Linked DNA regions of Mus musculus: all the other regions are linked to region 2. Evidence: chromatin loops called from intact Hi-C (ENCODE). Cell type or tissue: left cerebral cortex. All regions are shown on one strand.

What was found. Peaks named below come from ENCODE experiments on the same cell type or tissue, not always from the same donor. Only the 100,000 strongest peaks of a DNase experiment are listed, where the experiment ranks them.
Region 1: a loop joins it to region 2, with 3 times the contacts of the local background. A loop is called at or near these places in 2 of 42 quality-filtered maps.
Region 3: a loop joins it to region 2, with 2.7 times the contacts of the local background. A loop is called at or near these places in 11 of 42 quality-filtered maps.

The regions. Positions count from the first base shown.
Region 1 is chr8:4,409,675-4,417,674 of GRCm38, forward strand. No RefSeq gene overlaps it. Among named protein-coding and RNA genes, the nearest start is that of Ccl25, 64 kb to the left of the region's middle. In left cerebral cortex, CTCF peaks have their summits at 483 (motif pointing right) and 3,719 (motif pointing right); DNase peaks (open chromatin) are centred at 1,675, 3,711 and 4,301.
Region 2 is chr8:4,674,138-4,682,137 of GRCm38, forward strand. It overlaps Gm6410 (a long non-coding RNA gene), which reads left to right and starts at 703. Exons shown (of 2, transcript XR_378684.4): 1 at 703-4,429. In left cerebral cortex, a CTCF peak has its summit at 3,628; DNase peaks (open chromatin) are centred at 2,663, 3,328, 3,738, 4,247 and 2 more places; H3K4me3 peaks cover 2,033 bases; H3K27ac peaks cover 1,930 bases.
Region 3 is chr8:4,157,035-4,165,034 of GRCm38, forward strand. It overlaps 4932443L11Rik (a long non-coding RNA gene), which reads right to left. Exons shown (of 5, transcript XR_003947498.1): 5 at 5,339-6,025. Among named protein-coding and RNA genes, the nearest start is that of Evi5l, 5.5 kb to the right of the region's middle. In left cerebral cortex, no CTCF peak of the experiment used is centred here; DNase peaks (open chromatin) are centred at 4,990 and 7,325.

The DNA.
Region 1 (8,000 bases), 260 kb before region 2:
CAGGACTTCCCTATGGCCCAACAGCCTCCAAGGGATGTTGTGGGGTAAACTCCCGGCATCCTGAGGAGTCCTGTGGCAGAGCGGACGCAGGACCCACAACCCTTCACCTGCTCATTCTGTATGGTGCTATTTGTATGTATATGCTTCAAGGGCTGACCATTTGGGATCCTATAAACAGTTGGTGGGCTTCTGCTACCAGAATGTGTGGCCTCGATTTAGCATGGGTCTTCCCAACTGAAGCTATTCAGTTAAGAAAATCCCTCGAAGGCGTGCCCAGATGTTTGGGGTTTGACTCCAGATGTAGTCAAGTTGATAACCAAGATTGGCCTATGGACCTGAGAATGACCTTGAACTTCTGATCTTCCTGCTTCATCCCCTCAAGGGTTGGAATTACAGATGTCTACCACCATACCACCTTTATTTATTTATTTATTTATTTATTTATTATATGTAAGTACACTGTAGCTGTCTTCAGACACACCAGAAGAGGGCGTCAGATGTCATTACGGATGGTTGTAAGCCACCATGTGGTTGCTGGGATTTGAACTCAGGACCTTCGGAAGAGCAGTCGGGTGCTCGTACCTGCTGAGCCATCTCACCAGCCCCATACCACCTTTTGACATCAAATGTTTTCACATTCTCCCTGTTCTCATAGTGATGTTGTTACTGGTTGAGGTCATGATGTCATACCACTGAGATCCCCCTTTCACACCCTCCCATGTCATTCTCATTAAGCCCAGCCCATCGCTTACACTTCTATAGATCCCATCCTTTGATTTCTGTGCATCCCCAGAGGCTCCTTTGAGGGACAGGATTTAAAGCTGCAAGCCTAGAGTGAAGGGATTTTTTTTTTTTTCTTCGAGACAGGGTTTCTCTGTACAGCCCTGGCTGTCCTGGAACTCACTTTGTAGACCAGGCTGGCCTCAAACTCAGAACTCCACCTGCCTCTGCCTCCCAAGCGCTGGGAGTGAGCCAGAGCTAAGGATCTGGAAAGAGTAGGTAGGGTGTTCTCAAAAGCCTAAGGCTGAGGCTGGAGACTGGGTGTTCTGACTGACTGTTTAAGCTGAACTGGAGACAGTTTGCAGAGACACTTGCAGCCCTGGCTTAGATCGCTAGATTGTGGCAACAATGGATCCCCACAAAACTGGAATTCCCTTGGGTCTCTTATGTTTGGAGGAGAGAAGAGCCTAAAACCAGGGCGAGAGGAGAGGCTTTCAACTGGAAAGACATTTATGATTTCTAAACCTCTTACAGAAGAGACACTGACTGGTCAGTGGTGGACAGGACCACACCTCGATGGGAGACTGCTTAGGCATGAATAGCTGTGGCCTCTACTTAAACTGTAACCTCTTGAGAATCCCAGAGATGGACTTTGGGAGCAAGGGGATCATTGTATCCCTTCGTCTGTCTTCCCAATGTGGTCAACATTGAATAAATCTACCCTCTCCCACTTTCCTTTTAATTTGGCCATTTTAATTGGCTTATCTAGGAACTGACAATCTTAGGGTCCAAGCTGTGACTCCAATAAGTCCAATAATAGTGACATGGTGGGTGGGGGAGGGTGGATACTTACAGTCAAGTTTATAGAGTGTGCCGGGCCTGCTGGGGTGGGTGGCTAGGGACAGGGCTTTCTTTGTCTGCACCCGGGGAACAGCCGGTGGAAGGGAAACTGGAGCACATGGCTGGATAAGTTTGGCTTGATGCCTGGGAATGAGTGTGAATGAGGACCTGGGGAAGGCTATGAGGAGGAGATAAGGCAGGGAATGCAGCTGACCCCCATGAAATCCTGTTCACCTATGGAAATACACCTATGGAAGTACACCCCACCTCCCTTTTGTGTGTACATTTTAACTCTCACAATATGTTCCTGAGGCTTTGCTGACATTTATTACCCAGATGATGAAACTGAGGCTCTAAGATATCCTTGACATCACCCATATTCCACAACCAGGGTGAGGACTGAGATTGGAAGTGAGGACACACACCAGAACTCTTTCTTCTTCTGGTTTTAGACGTGTCCTCCTGATATTCCAGTGTCCGGAGCTTGGGCAAATGGCTCAGTCTGTGTCTTAATTACTGTTCTATTTTTTTTGGTGTGTGTGTCTATGATAAAACGCTATGACAAAAACAACATTCAAGCAGGCTAGATGTCCATAAAAGTGGGGAAGGCACGGCAGCAGAAAGTTGAAATATCACATCTCCACAGCACACAGGGAACAGGAAATAAGACCTTGAAGTGGGTCAAGGCTAAGTGTCAAAGCTTGATTTCAGTGCCTTAATCCCTGCATGATCTTAATCCTCAATGAGACTCTATGTCCTAGAGATTGCATAAACTCCCAAACAGAGCCAACCGCAGGGGACAAAGGGTTCAAACACATGAGCCTATGGAGGCACTTCTCATGCCAAAAACCATGCTCCTTTCTTGTTGCAGACTTAGAAACACCCTGAGAGAACAGATTCAGTGAGGAAGGATTCATTTTGGCCTACTGTTCCAGAAAGGTACAGTCCATTGTCATGGGGAAATGGACAGCAAAAGCTTCCTTACCAGTGGCTAGCCTACTGAAGGAAATATCTCTACTTTCCTAGCAACCATGAACTGTCTGTTTATAGATTTTTAGGGAGGGGCAGAGACTTGTGAACGCTCCCTGATTTACATGGTAGGAGGTTAATGGGCCCAATCTTGTGTGGATAGTCTTAGATGCTAAGGGTTAAAGAGTACAACCAAACAGGAGGTTGTAGCACACTCCTTTAACCCATGCACTCAGGAGGAAGAGGTAGGCAGATCTCTAACTTTGAGGCTAGCCTGGACTGCAGAGTGAGTTCAGGACAGCTAGGGCTACACACAGAAAACTTGTCTCAAAAAGCAAAAAAAAAACAAAAACAAAAACAAAACAAAACAAAAAGATTTTAAAAGAAACACAACTGATGCGTCACACCCAGATGACAAGCAAGGCTACCTCAACATTCTACCCACCTCTATTGGGTTTTACACATTCCAAGCCCTCTGTGAGAACGTGAAGAAGGGCTCTGGAATGGATATTTCCCAGGCTGTGTTAAAACACTGGGGAGCGGCTCAGGACTTTATGTTGGGTGTGACCACAGGGTTGTTTTCTGCAGACTAGGAAGGACCAACAGGCTGGGTGTGAGTTAGCTTTCCTGGAAGACAGAAGACCTTGCACCTACGTAAGTGATGTCATATGTGCCTGCTCAGCCTCTCTTCCTGTGGTCATTCGTGCTCACTGAGAATCTGCTTGTCAGCGTCCTACCCTGCCCCAAATCTGGAGTTTACTAGTTAGGTAAACATATATGCAACATCTACCATGTGTGCCAAGTGTTTCACATTCATTGTTGCAAGTCCCTATATGTAAAGTGCACAGCTCAAGGTCAGTTGTAAAAAACTAAGGCCCAAGTACAGAATCGATTAAATGCAAACTGAAAAACTCAGAAGTCCCAGCATGACAAAATGACTCTCAGACAACCTCAGTACTCAGTAGCACGCACTGAGTCAGACTGAGTGAATGAATGAATCTGAGCAAGTCTGATACGGATGGGAGAAATGAGTGACAGTGGCTGGAGGAGAATGGAATGGGACAGACAGAGATGGGCCAGGAAAGCTGGGAGTGTGGTCATATTCTGAAGTCAGGAGGATCAGATCAAAGTTGGAAGACACAGGTGGCAAGGTGTCAAGTACTGCAATTCAGAGAGTCTGTCAATAGAGGGCACTCCAAGTCTTGGCCTAGATTATGTGCCTCACTGCCCCCCAACTTAAATTTACATGTATTTATTCATATGTGTGTGTGTGTTTGTGTGTGACTGTGTGTGTGTGTGCGCGCTCTTGCATGCGCACGTGCGCATGCATGCACACCCACATATCATCATGTACTCATATGGAGGTCAGAGGGCAACTTGTAGGGATTGGTTCTGTTGTTTACCATGTTTGTTGTTTGTTCCTGGTGATTGAACACAGGTTCTCTGCGTTGGCAGCTGGTTTACCTGCTAAGCTATTTCACTGGCTCTTGCCTCTCTCTCCCTCTCTCCTTCTCTCTCTCTTCCTTTCCCCTTTAAACAATCTTTTATTTATTCTCTGGCAATTTCACACACACATATAATGCATCTGTCTAAAGTCCTCAGACACACTCCAACATGCCCCTTCCTCACACTCTCCACCTCCTTTTTTTTTCTCCTTTCTTTTAGAAATAATCCACTGAGTATAATTAGCTGCCTGTGGGAATGTCGGCTGATCTTGGCTTGAGCCTGTACAGGTCTTGTGCAAGTAACCATACGCGTTTGCATTCCTTCTAGGCTCTGCCCCATAGTTACCTGGCAACAGCTAAGTATGCCTGACTCACTATAAAAGGGGCTGTTTGCCGCCTCCTCCTCCTCCTCACTCTCTTACTCTCTCTGTCCCTTCTCTTCCCATAACTCCCCCCCCCCATGGCTGGCTGGCCTCTCTCTCTCTCTCTCTCTCTCTCTCTCTCTCTCTCTCTCTCTCTCCCCTCCTCTCTTCCTCCCCCTCTTTCTCCCTCTTTCTCTCCCACTTCTCTCTGCCTTTCTCTGTCTCTACTCCCTCCCCTCCCCTCCCCATGCCCTAAATAAGCTCTTTTCCATACTATAGTTCAAGTGACTGGTCCCTCAGGGGAAAGGGATGCCTCAGTATGGGCCCACAAAGACACCCCTTTCCACCTTACTGTACATATTCCTGGTTTTTTCTTCCTTTTCTTTTTTATAAAACATAACAATACCTGTGGTGAGTTCATGAGTGCAATGACCACACCACATCCAGAAGACAGCATTTCACAGTGGCCCTCCACATCCTCCAGTTCTTCCATTGTTTCTGATACCACTTCTGCAATGTTCCCTGAGTCTCAGTGAGATTGATATAGATGTCTCATTCAGGGTTAAGCATTCAAAAGTCATTTATTCTCAACCTTGATCAGTCAGGGGTCTCTGCATTACCTGGTGCCTGCTGCAGAAAGAGGCTAAGAGCAGGACTAATATATATGCATACACAGAAACATTTAGAAGGCAATTTGACAACACACCCATTTTGTAAAAGAGCAGCAGCAGGCCCCCTCCTAGGGCTTATGACCTCTGAAGTTCTGGGATTTTGACCAGCTCTGAAGTCCTAGGCATGGACTTCCTATTGTGGAGCAGCAATAGGGAAATACAGAGGAGCAAATCCTTGGGTCTTGCCAACCAGCCAGCCTAGAAAACTCAAGGAGCTCCAGGTCAATGAGAGATCTTTCCAAAAACATAGCATGAACAATTGAGAAAGACACCTAACGCATGTTTCTGGTCCCTCCTTCCCCAGTATTCACACACAGGTGCACACACATATGAATACACAAATCAACTGGAAATGAAAATGATGATATTTGTATACATTGGGATAAGAAACCAAAATATCATTTTAGGCTGTGTGAGATCTCTTGGCAGGTAAATACACTTACATATAGCCTGATGACCTGCCTGAGACTCACATAGTGGAAGGGAGAACTGATTCCTTCAAGTTGTCTTCTGACCTTCACACAGATGCTATAGTGTGAGCATACCACCCAAATATACGTTTAAAAAGTTTAAGTTGTCAGCTTGTCCGTCCGTCCGTCCGTCCTTCCTTCCTTCCTTCCTTCCTTCCTAACGTGGTATCTAGGAGCTGGAGAGATGCTCTGGCGTTAAGAGCAGCGGCTGCTTTTGCCCTAGTTCTGAGTTTGGTTCTAAGCACCCACTTTAAGGAGCTCATGATAACCTGTGATTCTATCTCTTTTTTCTGGCCTACTTGCATCTGTGTGTGCATGAGTCTTTCCACACAAATCGAAAATGACAAAAATAAATCCCAAAGGATGTCTAAAGCATGCTTATGAGGGACTGGAAAGTTGGCCTGGTGCTTGAGAGCACTCCTGCTTTTGCAGAGAACTAGGGTTCAACTTCCAGCACTCACAAGGCAGCTCATAATTATCTGTTTTATATATATATATATATATATATATATATATATATATATATATATATATAAAATACACACACACACACACACACATATATGTATATAAATCTATGCGGGCTAAAGAGATGGTTCAGTAGTTATCTTAGTATCTTAGTTTGGGTTTTATCGCTATGAAGAGACATCATGACCAAAGCAAATTTTATGAAGGACAACATTTAACTGGGGCTGGCTTACAATTTCAGATGTTTAGTCCATTATCATCATGGTGGGAACCATGGCAGCATGCAGGCAGACATGGTGCTCAAAGAGCCGAGAGATCTACATCTTGATCCAAATTCTTGATCCAAATGTATCCAGGAAGAGACTGTCTTCTACAGGCAGCCAGGAGGAGGGTCACATTCTACAGAACTTGAGCATAGCAGCCTCAAAGCCTGCTACAAAGTGACATACTTCATCTAACAAGGCTCTACCCACCTCCTCTAATAGGGCTATACATTCTAATAGTGCCATTTTCCATGGGCCAAACATATTCAAACCACCACAGTGGTTAAGTGCCATTGTTGTTCTTACAAAGGTCCTGAGTTTGACTTCTAACACACGGTGGCTCACAAACCATCTGTAACTACAATCCAACACTTTCTTCTGGTGTGTGTACATGTGGAACACAGATATACATGCAGGCAAAATACACATACACATACAAATAAACCAGTAAACCTTTCCTGGGTTCTGGTGGCACATGCCTTTAATTGCAGCACTTGAGAGGCAGATGCAGGCAGATCTCTGAGTTCAAGGCCAGCCTGATGCACAGAATGAGTTCTAGGACAGCCAGGGCAACACAGAGAAACTTTGTCTCAAAAATACAAACAAACAAAAAGTTATTTTAAAAATGTGCCTGGAGAGATAGTTCAGCTCTTAAGAGCACTGGTTGCTCTTCCAGAGGTATTGAGTCAATTCCCAGCAGCCATGAGATGGTGGCTCAGAATCAGTTCTAATGGAATCCAATGCCCTCTTATGGTTTGCAGGCTCTATATGCAGATAAAGCACTCATTTACATAAAATAAATAAAGATATAAATCTTTAAAAAACCTTTTTTTGACTCTTTGTGAATTTCACATCATGAGCCCCAATTCTACAAATCTTCTCTTCCCTTCATATCTTCCCTCTGCCCTTGCAATCTCCTCCTGCAAAAGAAAATAAGATAGAAAAAAATCTTGTGAAAGCTGTAGTATGTCACATTGTGTCCCACAGTATACCCTTTTGTCTACACATCTTTTCTTGCAAATGTTTGTCGCAATGAGTCATTGGTCTGTTTTGAGGCCTCTGTTTTCTGCTACACTATCTATACTATCTATACTATCTACACTATCTATACTATATCCTTACTGTGACTCCTCGCAAATATATTGTTGTTGCTCTGTGTCATGGAGACCAAAAAGTTTAGGATCTGCAGGACTGACTCTTTCAAGAGCTCCAGCAGATCATAGATAAGATAGATGTTGGGGTGGGCTAACTTAACGCCCTGGATCTGGGTCTGGGAGATAGCTGAGTTGGTCAGCCCACCAGTTCTCTTGTACCTACACTGCCAGGGCGAGCTCTCCAGCACTGTCCCAGCTAGATCACCCAATTCTGCATCCAGTCAGGGGAGGGTCAGCTCTACCACTCTCATGACCTCTGTGCCAGCTCACTAGCCTGCCAGAGGTGGTGAGGAGTGGGCAGTAGAGGGACATCTCTCCCTTACCAAAGCCACCCCATGGTAGATGAGGGGCAGGGCCAACTACGCCCCTCCAACTCCCCTCAGCTCTAATGTGCTGCCCAGGGGAGGTGCAGGGCCTTTTTTTATTACTGTAGCCAGTGAGGGGCAGGATTGGCTTTCCTGCTCTCCTCAGGTTGAACTCTCCTGACTGCCGCAGGCATGGAGGGTTGCAGGGGGCAGGGCTTGTAAATCTTTAAAAATAAATCTATAATAATAATAATAATAACCCCAAAACCAAAACCAAATGTGTAGAAAGGGCCATGATTGCATAGAGGAGCCAGATGTCTTTTTTCTATTGAC
Region 2 (8,000 bases):
GGAATAAATCTTTAATAATAATAAAAGTAAAATAAAAATGCAAAACCCTTGCCCAAAAAAGGGAGAATTCTTGTCTTCCCTTCCTAAGAAGGTAGGTGAAATTTATTTGAGATAGCAATAGGCTCTATGGCTATTTGAAGAAGATAGTATGTTACCTAGATGCTTTATTAGCAACTAACCTAAAGTGCAGATCATAGTATTCCCTTTAGTCTGAGAGGACAGTCATGCAAAATACATGTAAATGAGCAAGTTTGCATATCCTATCTTCCAGCTACAGTGCTGATCACATTGTTATAGACTGCTGAAAATGTGCTTCAAATACTCACTCACCCAGAAACAATTTTTCTTTTAAAATTAAAGACTGTGAAAACTTTTTAAAAAAGACTTATTTATTATTATATCTAAGTACACTGTAGCTGTCCTCAGATGCACCAGAAGAGGGCATCAGATCTCATTATGGATGGTTGTGAGCCACCATGTGGCCGCTGGGATTTGAACTCAGGACCTTAGAAAGAACAGTCAGTGTTCTCAACCACTGAGCCATCTCTCAAGGCCGTGAAAACTTTTTTAATCTAATTTTTATTTTAAATATTTTATTTTTAAAATGTATTTATATATGTATATTATGTAACCATTAAATTAAATTATTTACAAAGTTCTTACAAATTTTTTCTAATAAAATAAGCATCACACATGAACATTTGACTAAAGGAAATTTACTGTACATATTATAGCACCTTTCTTAGAGTTAGTCTTTCATCATCATCTCAATGCTCTCTTCCACTTGTGTTCTACTTAAGGTGTCCTGGACACAAGGTAACACTAGAAAATAGACTTCTCTAGGAATGCTGCACATTATTCGATAAGTTCAACAGAAAAAAAAAAAAAACCATACTTTAACAAAGAGGAAACAAAACAGTGACAATGAATCATTCAGTACGGTGGAAGAAAAATAGAAATAGAGATCCTGGTGAAAACAAGAGATTGCGATTCTCACACCTACTACCCACCAACAGTCCCTTCTACCACATGCACAATCTGTGAACTCCCCTATGCCTACGTCTTAACATGTCACTGATACATGGTTGTTGGCCTATGTCTTATGTTGAAATTCTGCATCAGTTATGAGGAACAGATTTCTTTAAAATAGCATCCTCATGAGGAACAGAAACGACCAGGCCCCACACCACTCCCACCATCAATAATGGGCCTGTTCTCCACTGGCAGCCACCACTGCCCTTCCTCCTTTCTGCCTGTGCCTGCGTGACATCAGAAGAATCAAATGCCTAAGTCTTTTCTCAGAAGATGAGATTTAAAGGATGTGGCTGAAAGAATGAGAGAAAAGGTTCACTAGGCAAGCATCTACGTAAGGATACTAACCCTTAGGGAGGTGCTCGACTCACTGGCCAATCAGAGCCTTTCGGCAGACCTGCCAGTCAGAAGGGAAGACTGGTCCGTCTCCGTCCCCCCCACCCCCACCCCCGGTGCCTTGGCGCTGGTTTCGATTAGTAGCAGACTTGAATGGTCCCAGGTGCTCTGCTCTGTGTCCTGTGGCTGGATGCTGTGGAGGGTTCTCAGGCAAGCTCCTAAATTGCGACATGGTGAGCACAGGGTCACTGCCAACAATGGGGAGAAGGGTCTGAGCATTGCGAGCTGCTGTGTTGGGCCTTTCCCGGGACTGAGTGGGAATCGGCGGCCACATGTGAGGTCCCCTGAGGTCCTAGCCACTTGCTGGACCCAGCCTTAACTTATGAATAACTTCACTGTGGGAGCTGCAACTGTGCAGAGCATTTGGCTTGTGTGTAGAAAATTCTTGGCATGATCCCAAACTCGGAGAGTCCTAGTTTCTACAAGTTCTGATCTTAGCATTTCACATGAAGGTGGACAATCCATTTGGAGTTAATTTTGTGGAGGTTGTAAAAGGCATGTCATGTGCTGGGTAGCAATCCAATGTCAAGCTGTGATTTAAAAGAGTAGAACTTATGTTGTAATGGATTTACGAAAGCTTAGGGGATAGAAAGGCACAGCAAGTAGAATTTAGCTGAGGGTGCACTGCCTGTAAAACATCCCACAAATAAGTAATGTGCTAACCAGTGCAGTTTGAGTTTAGGATGCTAGCATACACATGCTTGTTCAACAGGATTGCCCAGAAATATGGCTCCAAACCATAACAAAGGAATCAAACTTAATTTACAACCAGCCACTAGGCCCACCTCCTTATCAAAGAGCAGGCCTCTATCCATCTGCTCAATGGGGCATTATAGAATCACAATCAACAAGGCCTGGTGTGCCATAAAGGTTCAGTTTTCTTCTTGAGAAAGGCATAGTTCTGCCACATGGGTAAGATGACAACCATGCCAAAAAGGGAAAAAAGAAAAGGAAAGAAATCTCTGTTGTATTGCATACTGGCCTGGTCAAGCTACACTTTCCCTGAGGTCCCCATGTCTGGAGCATGACCTAGCTCCTTCTGAAACCCAGGAACACGCTTGGCGAAGCCAGTCACAGCCTCGGGCTTACTCAGCTGGCTCCTTGGATGCTTACCTAGAGGTCTGGGTGTAGAGATAAAACAGAGCTCGTTTCCTAAAACCAGGAATGTGCTTGGGAGTGCTGGTAATGGTGTGGGGCCAGGGCCTTTGGAGGGGGAGGGGTTGAATCAGATTCTGAGAGCACAACTCTTCCTACCATATGGGGCTGTGGTTATCAGTCCCAAGGCCACGAGAGGCTCGGCCAGAAATGTTTTTCATTTACACTGAGTTCCTCTTGTGCAGCACAGTTTGATTAGACTTCTCCTGAGTGTGCCACATTGTATGATGCTTCTGCTGACTTCGTAGTTTCTTCATCTTTCTCCTGACTTCAGAGATGTCTCCCATCTAATTCCTTTTTCCTCATGTAAATCTTAAACAAGATGGTATTCTTAAGAAGCTTCCTTAGCACAAAAGCATATGCTTATCGTACAAAAACATGATAGGTGGCTGATGTGTCTGTACCTACTAACAGGTCAGAAAGGGTTTCACAGAGAAATTTTTATCTCGAACAACAAAATCCAAAATAATAAAATTAAAAATATAAACCCACCATGCTTGCAAAGTAGCTTAACATTGAACAGCAGATGTGTCTGCTGTATGTTATGTGATTTAGGGACAGAGACCAAATGTTGAATGTATGGGTGGCATGAGAATTCGCGTGGTAGCGGAACCGCAGCCTGGACTTCCGGTCCTCTAGCCCGCCGGCGCAGCAGTGCATGCGCAGATTCCCCGTCCTCGAATATTCCTCCGTTCCGCGGTTTCTCCGCCTCGACACGCCCCCCCTGCCGTTCAATGACCGGGGATTGGAAACCCGTGCCGTCAGTCACTGGCCAGCGGGCGGGGCTTCCTACCATCTCATGTCAGTGCAGTTGCTGTCATGGCCTTGCCTCAGCTCCTTTATTCACGGGAATCCCCCTGCCTCACTCTCACACCCGCTGTCATCCCCCGCCCCGTGCCTCAGCTGCAGACAGTGATTCCGTTTCCCGCTCCCGCTTCGCTCCTCAGCCGCCGCCGCAGAGGGGCTCCCGCCGCCCACTGGAAGCCTCTCCGTGCCGTCAGTCACGGTGCCATTCGGTACGACCGGAAACAGCGAGCAGGACGGGGCACGCATGAGGCGAAGCTTCCTGACTGGACTGCATCTCCCATCAACCCCTGCGGCCGCAGCAGACCGATCGGACTTCCTGTCCGGGCCGGAGGCACATCCTGTCTGGCGCAGAAAGTTATGGTTCAATAATTCTAGTGCATGCTGGGAGTTGTAGTTACTTCCCTCCTCGCGCGGGATCTCCTGTTTGCCACAGGAAGTGAGGTGGCGGTAGCCCCTAGGCATGCTAGGAGTCGTAATTCTGTCCCAGTCCCGGGTTTGGGTCCTCTGAGCCCCGCGAGGTTTTTCTCTGATTGGCGAGCACAGCTCAGTGGGCGGAGACGGTGATTGACAGGCGGAGGGGGCGGCTACATCACTGCGTTTGTTTATATATTGAGAAAAGAAAAATAAAGCGCAAGCCCCTGCCTCAGTCAAGGCCAAGCGGGCGGGGCTTCCTGCTGCGTACCGGAAGTCTCTCTCCTGTTGTCTCAGGTCCGTGCAGTCACGGTCATCCCCCTGCCTCAGTTCCTTCCTTACTCACAGGAATCCCCCTGCCTCACTCTTACACCTGCTGTAAATTCCGCCTCAGCTGAAGACAGACAGTGAATTCGGTTCCTGAGCCCGCTTCCGCGTTCTGACTCCTGTGACGTCAGAGCCGGCATCATCGAGGTGTGCGCGCACTGCCACGCCCACTGACGTAGACTTTGACGCCGAGGCCGGGGTTTCCCCGTCCCAACGGTAACTGCCGCGACCCATGCGCCCCGGTCGCTCGGTGACCCCAATGTCAGTCAGACGCCTCCGTTCCCACAGCCGCCGTGACGTGGTAGGTCACAGCCGCTGCCGACACGTCTTTATGTCACACCCACTACACCTAGATCACGCCCACACGGCTTTAATGCTGTTCCCACTACACTCAAGCCACACCCATTACACTCAGGCCAAGCCTACACAGCTTCATGCCCTGCCCAATACTCTCAGGCCACTACTACAGGACTTTAGGCCCCGCCCACAACACTCAGGCTATGCCCACAGGGCTTTATGCCTCTTCCACACATCCTTAGGCAACTCACACACATCTTTAGGACACTCACATCTTTTGGACACTTCCACTATACTCAGGCCCCTCCCACACAACGTTAGGCCCTCCCAGTACACTCAGCCCCCTCCCACACATCTTTAGGCCCTCCCACTACACTCAGGCCCCTACCACACTTTTTTAGGCCACTCCTACACATCTTTAGGACCCTCTCACTACACTCAGGCCCCTCCCACACGTCTTTATGACACTCCCACACATCTTTAGGACCCGCCCACTATACTCAGGCCCCTCCCACACATTTTAGGACACTCCCACACATCTTTAGGACCTTCCCACTACATTCAGGCCCCTCCCACACATCCTTAGGATCCTCCCACTACACTCAGGCTCCTCTCACACATCTTTAGGACACTTACATAGTCAGAACACGCCCCCAAATTTACATATACATTTACATAGACAGTTAGAACACGCCCCCAAATTTACAGAGACAGAACACACCTCAAATTAGGCCCGCCCAGACACTTTTAGGCCACTCCATAACATCTTTGGGCCCGCCCAGACATCTTTAGGCCACTCCCACACATCTTTAGGCCTGCCCACACATTGGTAGGCCCGCCCACATAGACATTTACATAGACACTGAGAACATGCCCACAAATTTACAGAGATATTTATGTAGACATTTACATAGTTACTCAGAACACAACCACAAATACACATAGACATTTACATAGACAGCGAGGACACATCCACAAATTTACATAGACATTTACATAGTCACTGAGAAGGACTGGCTGACTTCTGAATCTTTTTTTTGTTTCTTCATGTTAGGTTTGAGGAGGACACCCTACCCACGTGGCTATCCTCAGTTGCGAGTCACTGTGGGAATTATCCCAGTTGTCTTTTGGTCTTTTCATATATGTAAATGTATTTATAAATGCACATACAAATGATATGTAATTGTATATGCAATGTGCACGCAAGTGTACATGTAAATGCATATGTGAATAAGCAAATATGCAAATGATATTCATGCCCATGCTTTCAAATGCCACGCCCACCCTCATTTAGGCCATGCCCATGCAGCTTCAGAACATGCCCACCCTCCTTTAGGCCAAGCACACTACTCTGAGACCACGCCCATCCTCCTTCAGGGCACACCCACTACTCTCAGACCATGCCCATACTCCTTTAGGACACTTCCACTACAGAAAACACCCACAGATCTTCAGTCTACTCCCACTATTCAACAACAATGCCCTCAATTGGTCAGGACACACCCATACTTCCTAATGCCACACCAATCCTATCCAGACCACGCCCACCCATAATTCTTTAGGCCAGTTTCACCACACTCAGGCCACACCCTCTGCACCCAGCCATGCCCATTCCTTCTAATGCCATGCCCACCAGAATTAGGCACCGCCCACACATCTAAATCTCATTTGAATATTTGCAAATTTATTCATATGTGCATTTACATACACATATCAGTTGCATATACAATTACATATCATTTACATATACATTTATACATACATTTACATATATATAAAAAGGCCAAAAGGAAAAGAAAAAGAAGGAAAAAAAAGAAAAAGAATAAAAATAAGAAAAGAAGGGACAACTGGGATTGGAATTCAACTGTCCTCTGTCACGGGATCTGCGTACAGTGCCCTCCTCACACCTAAAATAAATTTAAAAAAAAAAAAAAAGAAGGAAGGAAGGATGGAAGCAGGGAAGGAAGGAAGGAAGCCAGTCAGTGCAGAAGAGTTTGGGCTTCCTTCCTCCCTCCCTCCCTCCCTCCCTCCCTCCCAGCAGGGATAGAAACCACAGCAAACCAGCTAGAGAGAGAGAGTGAGTGAGTGAGTGACCAGAGCAAGAGAGAGCTGGGAAAAAATAATTTTTAAAAAAGGCCCTCCCTTAACCCTAACCCTAAGCCCTAAACCCTAAACCCAACCCTATTCCCTAACCCCTAACCCTAACCACTAACCCTGACCTAACCTTAGCCCTAACCCTAACCCTAACCCCAACCCTAACCCCTATCCTATCTCTTCATGAGGCATTTGGGAGAAAGAGAACAAAAGAGAGAGCAAGAGAATAGCGCGCGCGTCTGTGTGTGTGTGTGTGTGTGTGTGAGAGAGAGAGAGAGAGAGAGAGAGAGAGAGAGAGAGAGCGAGGGGGGGCAGGGGGAGGGAGGGAGGGGAGGAGAGGGAGAGAGAGAAAGGAGAGACAGAGACAGATAGAAAGAGAACCATTGACATAGCAGTGGTCTTTTAAAAAGATGTCTTACTCTTGCGCGCGTTCGACTGGCCAGGAAGAACGACCGCTGCAACAGGATCCTTCTGCACACGTTTATTGGGAGAGCTTGATTGTAGAGGCGAAAAGACTTCGAGCCCAGAACTGGTGCTGCTTTTATAGGCCTAGGAGGGGCGTGTCTCACACCCGGATTGGTTATGCACTAAGCCTCATTTGCATGTTCCTCATCTGATTGGCTACTCTCTCTCAGTACCTTATAGAACCTCATTATCATACCTCATTTGCATGTCTCACATCTGATTGGTTATACTCTCAGTACCTTACAGAACCTCATTATCATACCTGGGCCAGGCAGTGTCTTTGCAAAAAACTTTACTGCATATGTACACATTGCTTGTTTGTCCAATCTTATGCGTGGTGGCCAGCAGTAGTCAGTGCCACTCAGCAACGGCACATGTGGCTTCCCACATCTCCCCCTGTTTGTTTTAATAAAATGAGGCTGGACTAGGCCTGTGCAATTATGCCCATCCGCCGTGGCTCCTGTTTTAGGTCGTTCCTCTAATATCACAGCCTTACCTGTCATAGGGTAACCCTATCGCCACCGGGCCCCATGTCTTAGGTTGGACTGTGCACGAGGAAAGTTGCCCGTCTCTGGATACCGCAGTGCTGTGTGACAATAACTGCTAAATGACCTAGGGCGAACTCTGCAAAAGAGGCCAGCCAAAAAATGAATTAGTGGTGAAATCATGATCACCCTATTGATGAGCAAGGGCTGATCAATGATCGTTGAGTCTCTCTCATCCCATCTCATGCTGACTAATTCTTGAGCATAGATAACCAAATTTCAGGGGAGGAGCCATTTTCAATAGCTAAAAGTGCCTGAGTTATAATCACCTTGTCATGTTTTTGTTGGGTTCTGAATTTGCATACCAACCAGAGCATGAACACCAGTCCACAGCATATGGCAGCACCAAACAAAATCACTCCCACCCATTCCTTAAAGTAAGAAAAAGCAGAGGTAAACCAAGAGGTAAAGTCTCCGAGGGTCACTGGTTCCACTCTGGTCCCATTAAGGTTCAGGATCTGTATCTGCAGT
Region 3 (8,000 bases), 520 kb before region 2:
CTTAGGGAGAGAGGTAGGGGAGATCCAATCTACACCAAGTGGCAAGCTCCCTAGGGGGTTAAGGAGTTAGTAGGCTGTAGGAGGACTGGAGAGACAGGGATGAAAGGCTAGGAGGACCCTGGATCTGTATGAAGGAGTGGAGTCTCCTGTGGATAGAGTTGGGATGGGAGTGGTGGCAATTGTAAGCAGGGCTGGGCATGAAACAGGAGAGCTCATAAATGGAGGACAGGAAGGAAAGTGATAATCCTCTCCCTGAGTTCCAGCCCTGTGTGGAGGGACCCTGTAGAGTGTTTCTTTGTGGCTGACACAAAGCAATGGCGATGAGATAGAAGGAAAGGCTGAGAGGGTCCACAGGAGAGAGCGAAGATAGGTTTGCTGGATTCTATCTCAACATTGCAAGGCTTCATATGACAAACCTATGGCCAAATTATACTAGATGGGGGGAAATTGGAAACATAGTCCCTAAAACCAGGAGCAGCTTTCCACTCTTTTAACTCTTACTCAAAACAGTGCTTTAAATCTCAGCCAAAACAATAGGAGAAGAAAAGAAAAGGTACATAAATAGGAAAGAAAGAACTCAAGAAATTCTTATTACATACTCCTAAAGGACTTCATAAGAAAACTCTTTTTTTTTTTAAGAATATTTATTTTATGTACATGAGTACACTGTAGCTGCCTTCAGATGCAACAGAAGAGGGCATCAGACACCATTCCAGATGGTTGTGAGCCACCATGTGGTTGCTGGGATTTGAACTCAGGACCTCTGGAAGAGCAGTCAGTGCTCTTAACAGCAGAGCCATCTCTCCAGCCCAAGAAAACTCTTAGAATGATCATGCTCTTCAATGTGACAGAATACAAACTTAACATACAAAAGTCAGTTACCTTTCTTTATTGCCTATAAAAACCATGCTTAGAAATAAATCAGGAAAATAAACCCAATCACAATTGCCTCAAAAAATGAAGCCAAAAAACTTGGAATAAATCTAACCAAGGAAACGAAATGCCTCTATAATGAACTCTAAAACAGGGAAGAAAGAAACTGAAGCAGGCACAAGGACCTTTTCAGCTCATGGCTCTGTAGAACTACTCCTGTGAAAACAGCTGTAGCAAAGCAATCTAGATTGCTCTACCCAAGCAATCTATAGATTCAGTGTTCGTCTCATTAAAACATCAAAGGCATTCTTCGTGAAAATATTTTAAATAGTGCTAATATGAATATGAAAGCAAAACAGAGAGCAGATACCCAGGCATTTCTGAAAGAAAGGAATAATGCTAGAGTTATCACCATTCCTGATTTCAAGCAGTTAGTTATAATAGCAAAATCACGGTACTGGCACCAACATAAGACACATAGATCAATGGAATAGAAAAGAGGACTCGGCGGGCAGTATGTAAAGGCCCTTGCTGTCAAGCCTAATGACCCAAGTTTGATCTCTGGGACCTACTTGGTGGTCCTATCCAGAGATCAGGAGAGAATCAATTTCTACAAGATGTTCTGTGGCCTCCACACATGTTTTAGTGCCTGCCCATACACATAAACACAAAATAAATCTAATAAAACAATTTTAAGAGGGCCTAAATTTAAACGTACACAGCTACAGGTACCTGATTTTTTATTTACCAAGATACCAAAATCATGTATTGAAGAAGAGACATTTTCAACAAATAATAGTTGGAAAACGAGATGGCTTCACATAGAAAACTGAGAAGTGAACCCTATCTCTCTTCCTTTCTGTACAAAAATCAACATTACATGGTCGACAGAATTTTTAAATAATTATTCTATTTATTTTGTGAGTGTAAGTGTTCTGCCTGTGGGTATGAATGTGCACCACATGCTTGTCTGGTGGCCACAGAGGTCAGAAGAAGGCACTGGATCCCCTGAAACTGGAGTTATAGTCATGAGCACCATGTGGATGCTGGGAACTGAACCTGGGTCCTCTGCAGGTGTCCTCAGCTTCTGAACTATCTCTCCATCCTCAATACATGAAATATTTTAACGTAAGATCATAAACTCTGAATTATTCAAGGGAAAAGTAAGCAACACACTTCCAGATATGGGCACAGTAAGAACTTTATGATCAGAACTCCAGTTGCTCAGGAAAATATTTGACAAATAAGACATCATGCAATTGAAGAGCTCTTAAACAGAAAAATAAAAGTGAAGACATAGTTATTTAGTAGGAGAAACCCTTTAATCACTGTCCATCTAACAAAGGATTAAGATCTAGAACATATAAAGAACTCAAAAAACTAGAGCCAGGCAGTAGCGCCATACATCTTTAATATCAGCACTCAGGAGGTTGAGGCAGGTGGATCTTTTGAGTTTGAGGACAGCCTAGTCTACACAGAGAAACCCTTCCTCAAAAAAGAAACAAAGAAGAACAACTAAATGAACAAAACAAAACCTCTAGATAACAAGAAATTTAACAGCTCAATCAAGAAACATGGGCTTTTGGTGGTATATGCCTTTAACCCTAGTACTTGGAAGGCAGCTCTCCATTCGTTTCAGGTCAGCCAGAGCTAGATGGTGAGGCCCTGTCTGAAAAGAAGCAGAGGAAGTGCTGACACAGCAGTCATCATCTCACAGCAGGTCCAAGTCTGACTTGCCAATAGTCAGTCACCGATGGGAGAGGACCCTCAGAGGGTCCTGCCTATCCCTGTTGACCTTTGTGCTGTTCACGGTTTCTGAGAGAACTGGTTCAGTTATACACTCATGGGAAGCTCATTAAGACTACCCTGGATAAACTCTACAGTCACACACACACACACACACACACACACACACACACACAGAGTGAACATGGGAAATGTATCTGTAGGGGTGGGGGATGGAGGTGACAAGGAGTTTAAACAGAGTGGGGGTGAGAATAATCAGAATGTGTTGTGTACATACATGAGATTGTCAAATGGCAAATTTAGTTACTTTTAAGTGAGCTAGTAAAATGAGCAGATAAATCTCAAAAACAGAAATACAATGTTTAATTTTTTAAAATGAGGAGTGGAGATATGGTTCAGTAAGTAAGAACAATTCCTGTTCTCGTAGAGGACAAGTTTGATTCCCAGAACCTACACTGTGGCTCACAACTGTCTAACTCTAGTTCCAGGGGATCTCACTCCCTCTTCTTGCCTCTATGAGCACTGCATGCACATGGGCACATGCACACATAAAATTAAAATAAATAACTGAGTGGTGGTGGCACACACCCTTAATCCCAGCAAATCAGGAAGCAGAATCAAACAGATCTCCAAATTTGAGCCCAGCCTGGTCTACAGAGTGAGTTCCAGGCCAGTCAGGGCTAGATATAGAGGTAGAGGTAGAGGTAGATAAAATTATGTATGGAATATATTAGTCAGGGGTCTTTACAGAAACAGAACTGATAGAATGAATATATAGTAAAAGGGCTCTGGAGCTAGAGAAATGTCTCAATAGTTAAGAGTGCTTGCTATTCTTACTGAGGACTCAAGTTTGTTTCCTAGCTCACAACCACCTATACCTCTAGCTCCAGGGGATCTGATGTACTCTTGAGCCTCTATGGGCACTAGACATGCACTTGCCTACAGTTACATAAACATATACACATGAGTAAAAAGTAAAAATATAATTCAACGAGAAGGTCTTTTAGGTTAGCTTACATGAGATAGTCTGGGTAGCTCAATAATAACTATATTACACTGAAAAGAGTCACTATGCCAGGCTGTGTGCTTCATCCATCTCTGTGTGCTGAAGGCAGGAGGATTCCTGTAGAGCCTCTGTCTTCTGTACATGTTGGAAGCCCAAAACTGGGTCTTAACATCAGTAAAATATTTTAAGAGGCAAAAACAGGATAAACGAACTTACCAACAAAAGTAAAGCAAGAAGGGCAAGAAGAAGCAAAAACTTTCTCCTTCTGGAACCTCTCTCTAGGCTGCAACCAAACTCCCCCCCCACACACACACACACACACACACATTTACTGTGGATCTTCCCACTTAAAACAATCTGATCAATAAAAATCCTCAGAAAAATTCTATTGGCTTACCTTTAGTTGATTCCAGATCCAGTCATAGTGACCACCAAGACCAACTAGCATAGTCTATACAACATGAAAATAGAAGAAAACCTGCTTAGGCTGCAAAGGGGACTGACTGGAAGAGTACTGAGTGTGCAAGGTGAGGGGGTAGGGTATGAGCACTTCATAGAGTTTTGAGCAAATGCCAGCATGGAAAATGTCCTTGTAAAACCTAAAACAGAATATACACCAGAAACAAACAAACAAACTACAAAATACTAAGAGCAGCTGGTTAGGGTTGCTCACATCTAGAGGCTTTGGCAAGCAGATCTCTTTTGAATTTGAGGCCAGCCATGTCTAGATAGAGAATTCCAGCCCAGGCAGGGCTACACCGTAAGATCCTGTAAGGTTGGGCTGGAGAGATGGTTCAGCGGTTAAGAGCACTGACTGCTCTTCCAAAGACCCTGAGTTCAAATCCCAGCAACCACATGGTGGCTTGCAACCATCCATAATGAGATCTGACACCATCTGAAGACAGCTGCAGTATACTTAGATATAATATAATAATAATAATAATAAAAGATCCTGTGAGGTGGAAACTTGAGGGTTCTTTGGAAAATAAGTTGGATGATGTTTTGCTGGGGCAAACATGTGAAGGAATGTTTAGCTGAAGTGGGTACAGTGAAAGACTAAGGCAGACTCATGAAGGAACGTTTCACTGAAGCAGACACAGGAGAGAGGATGTTCTGTTAAAGCAAGCTCGTGAAAGGACATGCGATGATGGATTCTTTGCTAATGATATGCATGTATTGGTACACCTTACATTGAGGAGTTCAGTTCCATAGAAAGAAACACCAAAAACTTCTGGTGGTGTGCTACAGTCTCTTGCCGCTCCCGCAGACTTGGGCTGATTGGCAGAGTGATGTCAGCTGAGGCAAGACATATGTTGAGACAAGACCCGTGGAGGACATATGCTGTTTGGAGAGTACAAATAGGACTCTCTGGATAAGTGACAGAGGCTAAACTAGGCTTGCTTGTAGAATTTGCTGTGCAACACTTGTGGGTCTCTTCACTGATCTTTGCTTCCCTGAGAGAGGCATAGCCAAGAACTTCTCCTGGCATCCCTCTGGTCCCAAGGCTGAGGCCTGGCTGACTCTGCTAGGTCATGTCAGCGCTGTTGCTAACTAGACTCTACTGAACTGGACTGCTGATGGTGGGTGGTGGGCTAAAAAAGGAGGTTAAAGCATTTAAGAACCATCATTAAAAATAGACGTTAAAAAATTTTTAAAATTAAAGTCACAAAAAAAATTTTTTTTAACTAAAAAAAAAATTTTTAGTAGGGTTCATCACAATGCCTTAGTGAGTAAAAGTGCTTACTACTAAGTCTGGGGTACTGAGTTCAATCCTACAATCCACATGCTAGAAACAGAAAACTACTAAAAGGTGTCCTACAACCTAAACACACACACACACAGAGCACACAGAGACATTCTGCTTTTCCAGAAGACCCAAATTTATTTCCCAACACCCACAGGTCAGCTCATCTGTACACCCAGTCCAAAGAATCCAGTGCTTTCTTGTGGCCGCTCTGGGTACCAGGTACACACAAGGTGCACAGATATACATGCAGACAAAACACCCATACACATGAAATAAAAATAAAAACCAAACAACAAAGAGCGTGGGGATCTTAGCGAGTGAATCGTACGTAGATGGTACAGGGCCTGAGAGTATAGAAATAACCCCCTTGTCACACAGCCGTTTCCACCCTCCAGGAAAGAGGAAGGAGGTTTTCAAGACTCAGGAAGTAAGAGAACAAGTCTGGGAAAGGTGAAATGGAACAAGTTTCACCAGGGTCCCTCCTCCAAGGTCACGATAACACCTGCTGCTGCAGACGGAGAATAGGGCTCTGACCCACTTACAGCACTGCCTACAAGTCCTGCAGAGAGCTCTCAGGTGGCAGCTTCCTGGAGTCCTCAGCCATACTGGGGTGTTGTTCTGGTAACACAGCTGCCTCTGAGTCGTCCTGGCTCCTGTAAGTAACCCCAAGAAAACCTCAATGGTTCACCAAGCTGACTTGAGTCAAATTGTTACTTTGGTCTGTTGTGGATTCCCTATTTGGGGTGAGTCAAGTCAGGAAAGGCCTCAGTGTGGATGCAATGATCTGCTAAGAGAAAACAGTGTTCCTGATACAAGTGACTATGTACATGGAGAGTACCATGACACATGCCTAAAGCCCTGCTGTTTGGAAGGTTGAACCCAAAGGATCCCCTGAGCCCTGGAGTTTCAGGCCAGCCTGAGGAACAGACACCACCACCCCATCTCAAAACAATAAAAATTAACTAGGCTGGGGGTGTGGTTTAGTTGGTATAGTGCTTGCCTAGCATGCATGAAGCTGTGAGTTCAAGCCCAGCACCATATAAAACCTAACTGGTGGCACTGCCTGTATTTAAAGCTCTTAAGAGGTGGACACGGGAGAGTCAGAAGATCAAAGGTATCCTTGGCTACTGAGTGTATGACCACCCTGAGCTAAATGAGGTCTTGTCCCAAAAGGGGGGAAAAAACTTTTTTGTGGCACTGGGGATGAAGGCTTTGGTCTCATATATGCTTAGCAAGTTTTCAACTATTGAGCTACATCCTCAGATTTCCCAAAATTTCTTTTTAGCAATTAAAGAGGTGGCTCGGTGATTAAGAGTACTTGCTGTATTCCACAGAACCTGTTTGCTTCACAGCCTTCAGGTAGGGTAGCTCACAGCAGCTTGTCCAACTGCAGAGGGGCCAATTACTTCTTCTGGCCTCTTCAGGTGACATGAAGACAAACTGAACTAATTTAAAAAAATTTTTTTAAAATAAAAGCTGGATTGCGGTGGTGCATTCGTTTAATCACATCACTTGGGAGGCAGAGTCAGGCAGATCCCTGTGAGTTCAATCCCAGCCTGGTATATAGAACAAGCTTCAGGACAGCCTGGGCTACATAGTAAGACCCTGTCTCAAAAAAAAAAAAAAAAGATAGATAGATAGATAGATAGAAACATATAGATAAGAAATTTTTAATTTTTTTTTCAAAATAATTTCACTGTACTAAGAGGCCAAAAGAGGCATAAGAGGATATCCTAGAACTGGAGTTACAGGTAGTTGTCAGCCACCAGATGTGGGTGCTGGGAAGTGAACTCAGGTCCTCTGTAAGAGCAATTATCAATCTTAACTCCCGACTGAACTGTTCAGGTGCCTATCCTCCTCTTTTGAGCCATGCTTCCATGTAACCTAGGCTGGCCTCAGAGTCACTGTGGAGCTGAGAACGGCCTCGAACTTGTCTTCCTGCCTTCACCTCCCTGAGCTGGGGACTACAGGTGTTTACTACTATATCTTTTTTTACCAACGTGCTAGGATCAAACCTGGGGCTTCGTGCATGTTAGTTAGGTAGGCACTCTACCAACTGAGCTGCATCCTCCGCAGGAGGTTGATTTCAACTTGATGCTGTTAAATAGCACAGCACACAAACGGGCTGTAGAAGAACTTTTCTTTCCTTTTCTTTTCTTTTCTTCTCTTTTTTTTTTTTAGATGAGGGAAAGGAATACAGAAATGTGGATGGAATGAGGTTTTCAATCACCTGAGTATTTAGTAATAGTCTAGTTTTTCTTAACAGTTTCAAAATTTTAATGGGGCAATATAGATAAAAGAGGGAGAGTGTATGAGATCAACACTATAATACACATCCATGCACTCTGGAAACTAAGGTAGGAAAATTCTGAGTTTGACACCAGTCAAATGCGCTGCGAGTTGGAAGCCAGCTTGAGCTGTGGTGAGACCCTATCTCATAAATTTTAAGCCGGGCGTGGTGGCGCTTGCCTTTAATCCCAGCACTCAGGAGGCAGAGGCAGGCAGATTTCTGAGTTCCAGGACAGCCTGGTCTACAGAGTGAGTTCCAGGACAGCCAGGGCTATACAGAGAAACCCTGTCTCAAAAAACAAAACAAAACAAAACAAAAACAAAAACAAAATTAAAAAT